Regions from separate parts of the Homo sapiens genome. Here region 1 is linked to region 2. Evidence: read pairs that join two places in POLR2A ChIA-PET (ENCODE). Cell type or tissue: MCF 10A. All regions are shown on one strand. Each heading gives the region's core, and the rest is flanking DNA. Links, peaks and the distances in the headings are about the cores only.

Evidence for each region. Peaks named below come from ENCODE experiments on the same cell type or tissue, not always from the same donor. Only the 100,000 strongest peaks of a DNase experiment are listed, where the experiment ranks them.
Region 1: POLR2A ChIA-PET joins it to region 2 with 10 read pairs; 2 of 35 experiments call an interaction of 5 or more read pairs at or near these places.

What each region holds. Positions count from the first base shown.
Region 1 is chr10:88,278,491-88,286,833 of GRCh38, reverse strand. It overlaps RNLS (renalase, FAD dependent amine oxidase), which reads left to right. Exons shown (of 7, transcript NM_001031709.3): 7 at 1,328-2,732. The coding sequence ends at 1,480. All of the region lies in intron 1 of LOC101929727 (a long non-coding RNA gene), which reads right to left. Among named protein-coding and RNA genes, the nearest start is that of RNLS, 300 kb to the left of the region's middle. In MCF 10A, for the core only: no CTCF peak of the experiment used is centred there; DNase peaks (open chromatin) are centred at 4,183 and 5,093.
Region 2 is chr10:88,149,141-88,157,483 of GRCh38, reverse strand. The region is part of intron 1 of LOC101929727 (a long non-coding RNA gene); the gene reads right to left. Among named protein-coding and RNA genes, the nearest start is that of PTEN, 290 kb to the right of the region's middle. RefSeq lists an enhancer at 4,701-4,840. In MCF 10A, for the core only: no CTCF peak of the experiment used is centred there; DNase peaks (open chromatin) are centred at 4,533 and 6,913.

The DNA.
Region 1 (8,343 bases), core at 282-8,281, 130 kb before region 2:
GCAACAGAGCAAGACCCTATCTCTAGAAGAAAAAAAAAAACTGTAAGGGAATATACTGACTCAGCCTATCTAGAACAAAGATCTCAGAACCATAATTTAAATAGAATTTATTACATTTCTTGATTTTTTTTTCCTGATTTTTAAATGAGTAAATCCTCATGGGCCTTACTCTATTACTATCCATGAAAACACTGTATAAGAGAGACTAGAACTGTCATATTGTCATCCAGGTGAATGGAGCCCCCTGAAGTTGTACAGTGAAGCAGTCCCAAGTGAGATGGCCATTACAACAAGTTTTCATATTCTGGTTTTTTAGAGGGTTTTTGGTGTTTCAGTGGCCAAATCATCTCAGTGTCCAACATAACTACATTCACCTCCCACTCATTCTCCTTACTGCAAATGCTTATTAGCCATCATCCATCCAAATTTTGAGAATATTTTCTCCAGAAAAACAATCTCTGTGTCTTTTTTCATACTTTCAGATATGAAAATAAAAAGCTGTTTAAAAAGACTGCTTTGGGGTCAGTCTACTCTCAGGACTGAAATTTCCTTAAGGACAAGGTTGTGAAATTTTAAAATTCTCCTGCTCCAATGTTCAGCATGGAGCCTGGGCCAGAACAGCGCTCAGGAAATATGTGAGGAAGAAGGAACCATGGGATGAGGAGTAGTGGAGAGAAACTGAAGAAGGATGTATTGGTCAATTTGGGCTGCTATAGCAAAATACCATAGAGTGGGTGGCTGATAAACAGAAATTTCTTTCTGGCAGTTCTGGGGTCTGGGAAGAGCAAGATCAAGGCACTGGCAGATCCAGTGTCTGGTGAGAGCCCTCATTCTCATAGATGGCACCTCTGGCTGTGTCCTCACATGGTGGAAAGGACCAACAAGCTTCCTTGGGCCTGTTTTATAAGGAGCTGATTCCATTCATGAGGAGTTTGCCCATGATCTAATCACCTCCCAAAATGCCCCACCTTCTAATATCATCACCTCGGGGGTTAGGACTTCAACATATGAATTTCAGGGGGATAAACCTTCAGACTATAGCCCCTACTAATTTTGAAGTTCAGCCCACTTCTGATTACCTTATCTAATAACTGAAAATTTAAACATTTAAGAATATAAATATAAACACTTGAACTGGGGTTGAGGGGCGTTTAGTGAGTCTTGGTTTGTTTTTTGTTTCTTGTGTGTGCATTTTTTTTGTTTGTTTGGTGCTTCTTGTGAGAAATCTTGATTTCTCCAGGTAGACTAACCTTTTCCAGGTGGGTGTTGCCATGACAGCACAATAGAGCACAGAATGTCAATTGCAATCCTCTTTTTACTTTTTCAGGTTACAAATGCTGCTGCCAACTGTCCTGGCCAAATGACTCTGCATCACAAACCTTTCCTTGCATGTGGAGGGGATGGATTTACTCAGTCCAACTTTGATGGCTGCATCACTTCTGCCCTATGTGTTCTGGAAGCTTTAAAGAATTATATTTAGTGCCTATATCCTTATTCTCTACATGTGTATTGGGTTTTTATTTTCACAATTTTCTGTTATTGATTATTTTGTTTTCTATTTTGCTAAGAAAAATTACTGGAAAATTGTTCTTCACTTATTATCATTTTTCATGTGGAGTATAAAATCAATTTTGTAATTTTGATAGTTACAACCCATGCTAGAATGGAAATTCCTCACACCTTGCACCTTCCCTACTTTTCTGAATTGCTATGACTACTCCTTGTTGGAGGAAAAGTGGTACTTAAAAAATAACAAACGACTCTCTCAAAAAAATTACATTAAATCACAATAACAGTTTGTGTGCCAAAAACTTGATTATCCTTATGAAAATTTCAATTCTGAATAAAGAATAATCACATTATCAAAGCCCCATCTTAAGTCTTCGGATGTGTCCTTGAATCAATATTTTTGCAAATTATACAAAACAAGATTTTTCCAAAATGTAGGTAACAGAGTGTAATTCTTATTTCTCATTTATCCCCCAAGTTATTAAGTGATCCTGAATTGTAGGTCATATATGTCATCATCTTAGTGTGGAGGGCAACTTGACTGATAAAGAGACCTTCCTTCAGATTTTCAGAAAGTATAAGATTCCACATGATTTTCCCAGCCACACAGTACTTTTTAACTTTCAAACAAATTCCAGTCCTAATATGAAAGATAAAAATTAAATAGAAACAGAGAGAAAGTATATCGATCCTTACCTTTTGCTATATTTTATAGCTGTTGCTGTTACTTTATGGGTTCTCCAGTATGTGCTGTGGCATTTAGACTGTGTCGAGTTTAATGAATTTAACACAACAAAAAATTTACTGAACCAGAAAATAGATGCACTTAAAATAGTTCAATATTTGCCAAGTTGGTGGTTCAGCATATCACCCACATGCTTCAGTGACCTGACCCCACGACTTGCTAGCTGGAGAGAAATCAATCTCCAGCCTTCCAAACCAGCTACCTGTTGCTAATTTGAAAAGCAAAATGATGAGTTCTATTTCAGCATTTTGAAAGGAGAAAAATCATTGCAGCCTCTCAAACTAACAAAAGTTCAACAAAAGACTTCTTACTGTAATAGTGTTTAAAGTTTCACACTTACATGTCCACTGTCATACATACACATACACAGGCACAGGCAGAACTTGCTTCTATAGCTGCAAAGTGGGTTTTATGACCCTATAGCATATTATTATATGTTTCCTCTTAGCAATAAATTGGTGAAAAACTTAAATGCCAACATGTGGTTAATGTCACTTATTTTGAAAGCAGAGGGAGGAAGAAGGAAATTTGTAGTCTCTATAAAATGATGAAAAATAGTGATTTTTTGTTATTTTCGCCCATATTTGACTAACATTTGTCTTTATTTATATTTTTTAAATTTTAAATGTAGGGATACATATACAGGTTTGTTATATAGGTAAACTTGTGTGACAGAGATTTGTTGTACGGATTATTTTGTCACCCAGGAGTTAAGCCTAGTACCCATTAGTTATTTTTCCTGATCCTCTCCTCCCTCCCACCCTCTACTCTCAGGTAGGCCCCACTTTCTGTTGTCCCCTGTATGTGTCCATATGTTCTTATCATTTAGCTCCCTCTTGTTAGTGAGAACCTGTGGTATTTGGTTTTCTGTTCCCTCATTAGTTTGTTAAAGATAATGGCCTCCAGCTCCATCCATGTTCCTGCCAAGGACATGATCTCATTCTTTTTTATGGGTGCATCATATTCCATGCTATGTATGTACCACATTTTCTTTATCCATATTCTACCATATTTACCCTTAAAATATGGTAGAAAGGTCATTCAAATTAACTATTTTGTTTTTAACAAATATAATTCAGGAGCCATTTGACTGAAAGCACCCTGAACCTTTAAAAACAATGCTATATTTGTTTTATGAATTTATGTCCTCCAAAGGAGGGGGAGGGAATTTGTAAAGCTGGGATGGGTTGCTTGGAGACCGTACTCCTCTAAGCCATTACTAATGACTTTTAATATCTATTCTTTCTAACTCTGCATCTGTTTTTATAAGACTATGGCAATATGAGGAAAAACCCTACTTGATATGTAGATCATTGTTACTTTGCTATTTTAATTATTTTGAAAACTTATTTTACATTTAGATTTTCTTTCAATTCTTCCCCATTAGAAATGAAATGGTAGAAATATCTCCTCCTGGAAGCCATCCCAGACGGCCATAAAATTCAGCTGGCCAGGATGCTCTGAGAGACACAAGGCTAAGATATCAAACTCCCCTGGGAGATGGGAGTCAGCACCAGGTAGAACAGTGGCCAAGGTGTATGTATGTTAGCCCCACGGGGCCACACATCATCACAGTATTTCCAAACAAGAACTTTTATTAATCAAGCCAGCCAAGGAAAGCTGTTCTGTTTTGAAAGGAGCGTATTCAAGTGAGAAACGGCTTGAGCAGTGGGGTGATTTAATACTTGTTAGCTGATAAATATAGCCTTTGCCAGAATAAAACTTTATGATGCAGTGTTGAAAAGCTTAATTACTAAACTGTCTATGCACGTCTTGCTCAGGCAGCAAGGGTGACAAATTATAGCAGTGAAATAGTATTTTTCACCTTTGGCATTTCTGAAGGAGAAGAGTATGTCTAAAAACATCAAGAAAGCAGCAGTAATCCCAGACCAGATATTACTGGGGGGAGGGCGGGGAGGAAGACACTTCGTTGAGTCATCAAGCCTTCTGTGCAAAATGCCATGGTCCCCACCCCCCGCCTACCCACTACCTTGTTAACTGAAGAGAACAGGGTCAATTTTACATTTTTCTGGCATTTTATACTCATCCAAGCGTGTGTGTGTGTGTGTGTGTGTGTGTGTGTGTGTGTGTGTGTGTGTGTATTTTCACTTTTCATCCTCCTAACACCTCTGTGAAATAAGCAGAGCAGAGAATTCTTATTTACATTTAACAAGTGAGGAAACCAAGGCACAGATCTTGGCCAACCAGGGTCACGTAATGTTATTCCAGGACAAGAGCCCAAGCCCCTCATGACCCGTTTCTATTTACAGGCACCATGCTGCTGCCAGATGAACATGCTAATTAAAACTGAACTGAAATATTAGTTGGGGGTACAGTCCGCATCATGTGGTCTTCTTATTGATGTTTCATTTCAGAGAGTTAACACTAATCCTGATGTGATATATACAGGAGTCTAATATGGGATAAAGTCTCTGTAAGTACTGGCTAAGTGATTCATACTCCTGTTACTTTCATTTGCTGGTTTATTTCCTTCTTTGGGGGGTACTTGCTGTGAGAAATAGCTGCATGCTAATGACACTGAATTTCAACCCAGCTGTAGCTGGTTACAGTACAGACTCACCGTGCGTTCATCCTTTCCATCTGATTCCTCTTTGTTTCTTTGTTCCCCTTGTTTTGCTCTCTTCTTTTCTTCCAGTTTCTGCCATTTCTTCCTCCCCTTCTATTTTTTTTCCTGCCTCTTCTCCTATGCCTAATTCTACATTCTCAGAAAAACCGGGAATATGAATGCAATCACCTTATGATTCATAGTATTTGTACTTCCAGGTTTTAATATATCAGGGTTTTGTTGTGGCTGTTCTTAAAATGTAAAGCTGGAAGCCATCCCAGAGGGATGATCCTGTTTGTTATTCAAGTTGATTGGACAACCCTTATGTTGATTTTCGAAAGTGATGCAAGAATTTAAAACTGGCCATAGCTTTCAGGGATCTCAGTGCTAATAAACTAAAACATGACTTGTATGGTTTCTTTACACCAATTCTTTACTCTTCCTGTCACACGTGTGCAAAGCCTGGGACCAGGCTGCGTAGTGTACACAATGGAATATAATCAGCAATCCCCACCCAGAGATTCTACTTAGGAGAAGACAAGACCCCTGGAGTGGGAGACAGAGTAGAGGTACATGTTGACAAGGTCACAGGCAGTGAATAAGATGCTCTAATTCGTGAAGCTAGGGAGTCCTAAGAGAAATGTTTCCTTTGGGGAGAAAGGATCCCTGAACAAATACAGAGACGCCTCAGTCAAATACATCCAGCAATATCCCTCCCCTCCACACCATACCTGGGTTGACCTGGCTGACTTCAGAATCCAAACTGCATATTAGTGTGCTCAGCACAAATAAGTTCTTACTGTGCAGAAAGCTCAGCAGAACAGAGAAAGAGGTCTGTGGCAGGAGAAAAAAGTCTCAGCAAACATCAGATGATCTGGTGCAGGACCAAACTGCTGTATTTCAGTCTGGAATATATTTGTGTTTTAGCCAGTATCATCTGACCAGGTAAACCAAGGAAGGTAGAATGGTAGTATGACTCACGTTTCCTTCTCAATAGACAGTAATTATTGTCCACTCAACAGTTCACAGCAGAATCCCACAAAAGAGCCTGCTAAGGAGAAGGAATCTCTAAGGGGTTGTTAATGTAAAAGGCTGGTTGAATTATGGAACCCTGTGGAATATCTAAGCTTAGAGAGGTTTGGAAACCATTTAGACCAGTTCTTAACCATCTTGGATTTTGAACCTGTTTAAGAAGCTATAGAAAGCTATGGATCTCCTAATAACAACAACAAAGACAACTATGCATATGAGCACATAGAATTTGCATACCATTTAATGCCTGCTGACCAGCTGCTTGTTTTTGTAAATAAAGTTTTATTGGAACACAGCCTCACCCATTCATTTGTGTATTACCTGTGACTGTTTTGCACTACAGCAGTAGAGATAAGTGTTTTTGACAGAGACCATATGGCCTGCAAAATCTAAAATAGTTACTATGTAGTCCTTTAAGAAAATGTTTACTGACCCCTGTTTTAGGTTCAACCCCTCCCCCCACACATCTGTCTGTAGACACTCAGGGGTCCAAGGAGAACCTCTAAATCTTAAACCTATCACTTTACGTAAATATGATCTTATCTTTGATCCACACGTCTGGTCCATTGTTCCTTGATCCTATGCCACGTTGTAAATCCCTTAAGGCAAGCCTATAACTTTGCAGTTAAGAACACATCATCTGCAGTTAGATCTGCGCTTTAATCTAAAGTTTGCCCCTCATTGTGTGACCTTGATGCAGTTAAACAATCTCACTTAGCTTCCTTTGTCATCGGCAAAATGAGTTATTGATAGCTACCTCATAAGATTGTTGTGAGGCTTACGTTCATATAAAACCTTAAGAGAGTGCTGAACACATAGTAAGTACTTAGTAAATAATAACAATGATGATGTTGATCATAAAGGGGGGAGGAGGAGAGGAGAGGGGAGGAAGAGTTTAACCCGGTGCCTCTGAGGCCTCTGTGAAGGCCAATTTCCTCTGTAGTCACATAGGACACAGGAGAATTGATGATAAGGAGAGTTAGTGGATAGACAGCAAAACATGGTGAAACCCAGAAGCTTAAAAGCTCTAGGTTGCTTCAAAACCATGAGACAGAATAGCAGTCAGTGTCTCCTGGTGACCAGCTCTGGGCCACTTTCTGTTTTCCAACTACAGTGAGTAAGTAGACAGCTTACCTGGGGAAAAGGTGGTTTGCTCTAATGTAGTCCTTGGAAAGACACTAGGAAAGGTCATTACCAGGAGTAGTGATGGTATAAAATAGAAGCATTCTCTGCAAGAACGTTGTCTTTTTTCTTAGCAACCATATGTGCTGAATGCAAAGAATTGCACGCTTGGATTGGATTCTGCTGAAGATTAGTGAATCTCCGAAACACTGTGAAAACTAGGAGTGAGTTATTTCACACTCCTAAGTGTTTGGCTAAGTATGCAGATTCATTTCCTGTCCCTGGCCTTCATTTTAAACAGCTCAATTCCTGGTGGGGTCGGTGACATCCTGAATATGCCACTTACTAGATGTATGATCTTGGTCCAATTCCTTTGTCTCTGTCTCGAGCCGCAGGGCCCTCGTCTATGAAATGTGGATACAATTTTACCTACTGTAGGATTATTCTGAGGGTTATAGTATGTACATGCAAAGTGTAAGCATTGTGTCCTGCGTAGAGAAAACACTCCATAAATGCTGGCCATTATTATTACTATTATAATAGTAAAATATGATTTAGGAAAATAATCCCCTTTGATAGCCGTCACTACATCTATAGGTAGCTTTAGATCTAGCTAGGAAGCCACTTCAGTATTTGTAGAACTCACTGGTGACTGTATTTAAGTGCCACCTTAAGGTAGGCCTCTTCAAAAATTCTTACTGACTCTTGAATGAATAAATGCTGTCTGTGGTTTGTGGCTGTGCTCTTTCAGAGACCTTGCATGGCACTGTGTTCTCCCCCAGCCGATCTAGCCTCCCCACTCTTGTGATACTTACCCCATGTGTACTTACTTGTTCAATATCTGCTTTCTGCCAAAATTGCAATAGCCACAAAAGTGGGACCTGGCACATAGGAGTTACTCAGTAAATATCTGTTGATCCAAAGAATGAATGAATGAACTTAACTAATTAACTTTTTTTATTCTAATATTAGTAAGTACCAAAGGAAAATCTTGCTGACACAGAATTATCTCACAGAACAAAAATGTACTAACCTCATCCTTAACAGAGGCAATAATTACAATAGTATCTATATTTGCTTTATGTGGTTTCTATTCAAAGTCATTAGGTGATTTCAGAAAGTCTTTACTTTATACTACATCCCATTATATTTTGGAAGAGGTTGGGGGAAGGCGGGAGAGTTGCTCTACCATTAGAAATATGGTACTTAAAATGGGCCATCTCTATGTAGTTGGTATGTTGTGTATGCACATGTGTGTGCTAGCGTGGGAGAGGGGAGGGGAATGGTGCTGTCCTTGTGCAAACAATCAACATAGCTTCTGTAGCAGTGTATTCTGTTATTGTGATTTTATCACCTACCAATGACATGT
Region 2 (8,343 bases), core at 226-8,225:
AGACTCGGAGGTCATGAAGTTCACTGTGGCCTGGAAAGGGGGCTGACCAGGAAGGCTAAGCTAGGAAGATGAAGGTAGAAGGTGGACTCTAATTTAGTTCTGTAAAATAATTCTAGAAACAGTATTAATCTCATATATTTCTATAGGCCTTTATAGATATAGACCTTTACAATGCACTTTTATAAGCATTATCTCATTTAATTTCTAAAATGGAAGGGCTTGTATTTAAACTCAGTCTTTACCAATTCTTAGCCATGGTGATCCTGGACCAGTCACCTCTATGAGCTGAAGTTTTCTCATCTGTGAAATGAGGATAATAAAAATACTGACTTCCAAGTATTATAATGAAATAGATGCAAAGCCTTTCACATGGTGCCTGAAGAAATAGTAAGCACTCTCTACATTTTATTTATCTTTTAAAAATTTTAATAGACCTCACACTAACCCTGTGAGGTGCCCAGAGCAGATGCTGCAACTCCATGTCACAGATGAGGAAACTTAGAAAACTAAAGCTCAGAAAGTGACTTGCCTAATATGGCCAGGGCATAGACCCTCAGAGAAACTAGAAAATGTGTTGTGTAATCAAAACTAAGAGAGCTCTGCACAGTGGCATTCTGAGTTGCATCTCCTTGTGTTTGTACCTCGTTGCAGCTGGGAAGAGTCAGAGGGACAAACAAGTTTCAGATTTTTAAACCGAAGGAAACTCTGACAGAAAATCCAGCGCTTGCTGGACCATTCTGATTCTCACCCAGCAAGGGTTAAATTATGCTCAGGAGGATCTCAGGAGACAGCAGGGTCCAAAAAAAGAAGGAAGGGTGTTGTCCCTGGGAGAAAGATGTGCCTTGAAAGCCCAGATGCCCTCACTCATGCACATGGCAGTGCTTGGTGAGGACCTCCACCCTTGAGTCAGCAGAGCTGTGTGCATGTGGCTGACCTCTGGTCACATATCTCAGCCCATACCATAAAACATCAACTTTCTGGAATCCCCATGAACTGACTCATTGTGGAGAGAGTTGAGGACTTACTTTTTAAAGCACCCAACACTTGACAAAATATCACCATTACCTTTGTAATGAAAATGTCTTAATGGGTCACAGACTTCCTTGGCTTTTTAAGCCGAGTAGGTGGAGTATAACTTATCCTTTCCTTGACAACTGACCATCATGAATGATGCTGATGCTGCTGTTCTGAGCAACCATATTTTGAGTAACAAGGTTCTAGATGATCTATGGAAAAGTACTAGGGAATGTAACAACTAGAATTAGCTAGAAGGGCACCATCATGAACATCCATTATTATACTGGGTTGTATACACTCATCTTCTTGGGATATTTTGAAGCATGTTGGAAAGAGGTTTCCACTAAACTAAATATTTCCAGATTACTGCCTGAGCTTTCTTAGTACTTCTCTGTGCTTCATTTAATATTTTTTGTCTTGTCTTTTATTCTTTTGCCCTTGCCTGCCTATATCTATCTCTTGTTCTCTCCAAACCCCTCTAACTTGCCTCTTCCCTTCTACTATAGACAGCCAAGCTTTATAAAATAGGTTGTAAAATAGGTACAAATAACACTTTAAAAGGGTGAATTTTATGATATATGAATTATATCTCAATAAAGCTATTTTAAAGTGCATTGCAAACTATAAAATCTTACAAAAGGTGAGAAATCACATCACTCTGTTTATATGATAATAAACTATTTCACTCTTTTATTTAAAAATATAAAAGCCCAAATAGGCTCTGAGTTGACTTAGAACTTCTCCAGAAGTAATATGCCTAAGAGTTAATGTATGGCCTTTGAGACATCTATTTTTGTTTACATAGGTGATTTTTTGGCTTAGTTCTTCATCTTGTAAGTGAAATTAATAGTGAGATGTGGTATGACTCTAGCTGCTTTGATTGAAGCCTCCTTCTTTATCCTTTCTTCATTCATTTGGCATTTTTGGATGGCCTACTCTGTGCTGGGCCCTAGGAGTAAACATGAATTTCTAAGTGATTCATAAGCAAATGAGTCCTTGTGCAGATCTTTAGGTGTAACACTCTAGGAAGTATGAGTTTTAATGCTTCCTTGATTTTTTTCCCTTAATAACTTCATGACCCCCAAATCCAATCAGTCCCTATAGAAGCAGCATAACCAACCAATTGGATTGCCAGCCTGTTGTTGGAGAGTTGGCCCACAGAGTGGAGATTCCTGATCAGAGGACAAAGCTGAAAGGACAACATAGAACTACTTCTAATTGTCACATTCCCTAGTACTTTTCCATAGATCAGCTAGAACCTTATTACTCAAAGTATGGTTGCTCAGAACAGCAGCATCAGCATCATTCTCATCACACCTTGTAGTGTGTGAGAAATAGAAAATCTTAGGCTCCACCCAAGACCTATTACAGTAGAAGCAGCCTTTTAACAAGATGCCCAAATGATTCATATGCTCATTAAAGCTTGAAAAGCACTGATCTAGATAATATTTTACACTAGCATGCCTGAAACACCTGTCTCTTCACCCACTGCAATAATCACAGCTTTCAGAGCCCTTAGATGAATGATGCCCAACATGAGAGGCCATCGTTTGGCACAGAGGCACATCCCACCAGTTAGTAGGCAGAAGACGGTCTTGATGATGCTGAGCAGATGTTCAGCGTTCTTGCTGAACAGTCAGAGACCATTGCTGTTCTCTTCACAATGTCTGTCAGGTTCAATAACTCTTCTCCAGTGACTCACCTCTTTATACACACGTGCTGTAATTTTCTTTAAAGACTAGTTTGTCAGCAGCATCCAAAGCTGGATCTACTTCCTTTGTTGCAAAACTTCATCTGTATTCTTGGAAATACCCGCCCCCCAGTTCAAATTCAACTCTAGTCTTCCTAACACCATTTCATTCATCCATTCGTTCACTTGAAAAGTACTTACTGAAAGATTACTATGTGCCAGGGACTACCAGCATCTCCACCATGTAAACATTTGCACTCCCTCTCTGCCAACTAGCTTGCTTGCTTGCCTTTAACACTTAGTTTCTACTTTTTACATAATATTGGAAACATTTTTAAGTAGAAAACATACTCTCTATCCTTAAATAACTAATACTGTAATTGAGAGGGCAAGATATAGAATTTAAAAATATGTGAAGAGTAAATTTTCAAGTCCCAAAAGGGATGATATATCCTATACTACAACAAGCACTGCATTGTGCCTGAGTCAAGAATCCATTAATCCACTTCAGGATCCTAGATACGTCTCTTTGTCCTTCTAATTTTCAGTTTCTTCTTTGTCTTTTTTGTTGTTTGTTTTTGTTTGTTTGAGACAGCATCTCGCTCTGTTGCCCATGCTGGAGTGCAATGTCGCGATTATGGCTCACTGCAGTCTCAACCTCCCAGGCTCAAGCAATCTTCCTGCCTCAGCCTCCCAAGTAGCTGGAAGGACAGGTGTGTGTCACCATGCCTGGCTAATTTTTCTATTTTTTGTAGAGACAGGGTCTTGGTATGTTGCCTAGGCTAGTTTTATCAACTACTAAAAAAAAGTGTTAGACCATCTAATCTTAAAAAATTCCTCCCAGTCTCCAACAATTCAAATGCCCAAAGATGGCATCCTAAACATATACACTGAAGGAATTCAAGGAAAGAAAATAAGCACATGGGTTTGGATAGGGAAACTTTATATCATCACAGTTAAGAGTCCATTTTGATGTCACACAATTCTAAACTCAAACCTTTGAGCTAGAAATTAATACGCTTGAGGTCTTTGACCACTGGCTTAATCTCTTTGATCCTCTGTTTTCTCCTTCATAAAGTGGAAATAATAATAGTAACTATTTTATAAGATTACTACGAGGATTAAATGGAATAATTCATGTAAGGTCCTTCACACAATGCCCGGCATGAAGGATGTGCTAAATCGATGATGGTAGTGATGCTGGTGCTGATGGTAGTATTTTTAGGAAGGTCTCTGTGGAACAAGCAAGCCTTCCCAGTAAGGATTAAATTCCACTTTGAGTTGGAAGAACTGGTGAGCTATAGGAGGTGAACTACAAGGGGACTGACCAACGGGCCATAGAGAAGCAAAAGGAAGGAATGGTAAGAGGTAGGGAAGATGGAATACAGGTAAGTTAATAGATAACTTTGCTGACCAGAATGGATGTGGGAGGGAAGACTTGGTTTGACAGAAAGAAACAGTGCTTGAGGGTGGTGTCTCTAACATTTCTGGGCAGATAATGAGGGGTTAAGAGACTCAAGGCAGGGAGACCAGCCAGAAGCCCATAGTTACCTCTGGATAAATTACTGGGATCTAGACAATAGAGCAAAAAGTCAGGAAGCAAAAGCTCTGTCCTCTGGAGCTCCCCAAGGATCTTCAAGATCCTCCCTAAGAAATTCCTCTTGGTCTCCTACACACACATGTTTAGTATTTTTTCTCACCCCAATTAAAACTGGAGGAAACATGCAACCATGCCCATGTGCCTGGAAGGTATGTGAGGAGCTGAGATCACATCCTGTCTGTGAGTTCTGAGTCAGAGAATCCCGTAAGAGGATATTGAAGGTTACTAAGCAGGCCATGTCACTTTCAGTCTGGCTGTAGTCAGATCTTGTTGGATAAGAGCAGGGCCCAAGCCCTCCAGGCATGGCAAGGCCTCTGCAGTGCCATGTGGTTGCTATTACTGAGCCTAAACAATGAGCCAAGAGCTCATACAGACTGCTCATCCTGGCCTATTTCATAGGCTACACCCCAAGGCTGTCCAGAAGAACAGAGACTGCCCCAACATAACCATGGTAGGCAAATTATTTCCTAGAGACACACCAGAGGTGGAAGTGGGAGAGAACTTGACCTAATTATAGACTAAATTGACCAGAACTTTGCTCCTGGGATAACGTTATCACTGCTTGTTCCTTAGCATGCTCACTTGGGTTTGGCACGTTGTGGCTCTTCTCCACAGCTTCCTGGATGGCAAACATTGCTCTGGCCCCGTATTCTAAACGAAGAAACTGTCACATGATACACAGAGAGGTGTCTGGTGAGATGGGACTTCACTAGGACAGTTCAGCAGTACACACACACACACACACACACATACGCTGGCACATCCATCACTGGAGTGGTGGTGGGTGAAGCATGATTTCATACTTCACAATCTCAGTAATCTTCTGCGGAAAAAAAGATGTGATAGGAGATGGATGCAAGTTTTTCTAGTAGCACATGGTGGTCATGTTCCCATGGCCATAACCAGGTGGAGAAGTGAGGTGATTATGCAGGCAAAGATTGCAGTTTCTTTGAAGAACCACCCCAGGAAGATTCTCCAAGATCTCTCTCATTCTTGGCCTAAACTCAAGTGTTCAGCAAGTGATGACTGAGTTCTGGCTGTATCAACAATAGCCTCAGATGCTTTGATGGATTCTACAATGCCCTTGATAATCTGCTAAGTAGGTGAGGCCTAGGGAGAAAGAGAAGGCTTCCCAGAGACAGTGACATTTGAGTAGGATTATGGATGATGAGTAGGGTTCAAAGGCCCGAACTGAGAGAGCCCATTTCTTCAGAAGCCTCTGCTGCTGATACAGCCCAGCAAATACAGTATTCCTAATGAGTGCAGCCTACTCTTTTTAAGTCTTATCTTAGTCTCCCCTCTTCACACCTTAATGTTCCAGAAGATATCTCCTGTAGTAGAGAGGAACTGGTTATCCTTGAAGTGAGGATCTCTTTGTTATCAAATGGCTTTCCCTCTCTGTTCTTTGTTGTCCCCACTCCTCCCTAAATCACAGCCCCAGCTCTAAAACTTTAGCACTAAAATCAGCTGAAACTGAGACCTTATTTTCTAAATAGAAACTGAGGAACTATGGCCCAATTCAGCAACATACAAATGTACCTACCTCATTGGATGGTTATGAGGTTTCAGTAATTGCTTACTATATCTAAAGCACTAGAATAGAGCCTAATGTGTATAAGCATTCTGTAAATGTTTTTCTAAGAACAATAATGAGGCAAGTGCATTGATGCACCTAGTACTGGGGATGGCTCAGAAGATGGAGTAATTGATTCTGGATGGAGGGGTCAGTTAAGGCCCAGAGAAAGTGACATTTCTTCTGGATCAGATAGGAGAACAGTTGAAGGGGTCTCAACAGTTGAAGGGATTAGCAAATAACACTAGCAAGGTTCTTACAAATTATATTTTTTTATTTGAGATTAATTCATAGTAAAAATCTTAGCAAATGTTATCAATATTGAATGAGGCTTAGCAGAACATTTCATTAAAAGTCTGTAGCAAAAAGCTCAAAATTATAAGATATCAGGACAGTAATGTGCTGGTAAATTAACAATGGACTGGGAGGTGTGGGAGGCCTGATGTGTAGAATTTGCCCATTTCTAGGATGTGAATACTCCAACCATAGCTGATTTTAAGCTTCATTAGTCCCCCCTTATCCAAAGGGGATACAATCCAAGACCTCTAGTGGATGTCTGAATCTGCAGATAGTACCAAACCCTATGTATACGGTCATATGTTGCTTCTGGACAGGGATAAGTTCCGAGAAATAAATTTTTGGTGATTTTGTCATTGTGCAAACATCATAGAGTGTACTTACACAAACCTAGATGGCAGAGCCTACTACACACCTGGGCTCTATGGTACAGAATATTGTTCCTAGGCTACAAATCTGTATAGTATTTTACTGTACTGAATACTGCAGGCAACTGTAACACAATGGTAAGTGTTTGTGTATCTAAACATAGAAAAGATACAGTGTTTGTGTATCTAAACATAGAAAAGATACAGTAAAAATACAGTATTATAACCTTATGGGACCACTGTCCTATATGTGTTCCATTGTTGACTGAAACTTCGTTATGTGGCCCATGATTCTACTGTGTCTTTTTGATTTGATAACCGCAAAGGCCACTAAGTGACTAATGGACAAGGAGCATCTACAATGCAGATACACTGGACAAAGGGATGACTCACATCAAAGTCTGGGTGGAGAAGGCTGGCACAGATTTCATCATGCTACGTGGAACAGCAGGCAATTTTAAACTTATGAATTGTTTATTTCTAGAATTTTTCATTTTGTATTTTTGAACCCCAGGTAACTGAAACCAAGGAAAGTGAAATCATGGAGATGAGGGAACTGCTGTACCAGAAATATCAATGGACTCATAAAATTCCTAAAAATTTAACTATTGGCTCTCAGAAGCCAGTACACCAGGGATGCCAGGAGCACTCTGGGGAATAGAGAACTTGGATTTTCTTATTATGGTGCCCAGGACAGTGGAGAAGACTGATCCAATGCCCTGATCAGTGCACACTTGGAGGCCAGAGTCTCTGGAGGTGGATGAGACTTCCTATTGACTGAACTGCATGACTACTGAATCAGGCATGGGTTTTATTTGCAAGAAACAGAAACCTCTGGCTATTTTAATCAAGAGGTATAGATAGCTCACAGATTTTAGGTGATTCATAGATCAACGTTAGGCTTCCAGTAGCAGTGTCCAAGACCAGGATAAGAAAATCCTCACCACTGCCAAGCAGTCAATGGCAAGGTCTGCCTTAAATCTCTATAGCAGGGCCTGCCACCCCTCCTTCCATCAGCTCTATGCCACTTCTGCTGCTGCTTCCACAGAACACCAGACTCCATTATAGTAAAAATAAAAGACAGACATCAGGCCTGTTTGTTCCCACGCTCCCTCTCTTCCAAAGGGATGGCTCCCTGGGAGCTTGTGATTGGTTGGACATAGGTCCGGTGCTTGCCTTCCTGCTGCACAAAAGTCTAGGTTTGAACTCTGTGCAGCTACTTGGGGAGTAAGATTCATAACTCATTCATTTCTCTAAAACAGAAAGACAAATCAAAAGTCGGAGGGCTAGTATCCTTCACAAAGTCCACTGAGATTAGCTTTAGGCCCTCCTCTGCCTTGCAGAAAGGCTCCCACTGGAACTCAATATTGCTATTCCTTAACTTCTTTCTACAAATAAAAATGTCACCTGCTAGGGAGGAATATAGGACACATTATGCCTAAGTTCTTGCCCCACTGTTTCTACACTATCACAAAAAGAAGTATTGTAAACTCTAACATTGTGTAGGAAAAACAGCCACACTTGGGATCAGACAGAGCCCATTGCCTAGGCCCTCTGTGCCTCAGTTTTGTCAACTGTAGAATGGGGACAATAATAATACTCTACCTCATTTGTTGTGGTGAGGATTCAATGAAATCTGCTAGGTAAAGAAACCTGTATCACAGTGGTGCTCAGAGCCTGTTAAAACTTTTTATGAGGGGCAATATGGCATAGTGGCAAGAGGATGACTTTTGGAGTCAGACAGACAAAGTGATGGATATGACTTGAGCTTCTGTTTTCCCATCTCTAAAATAAAGAT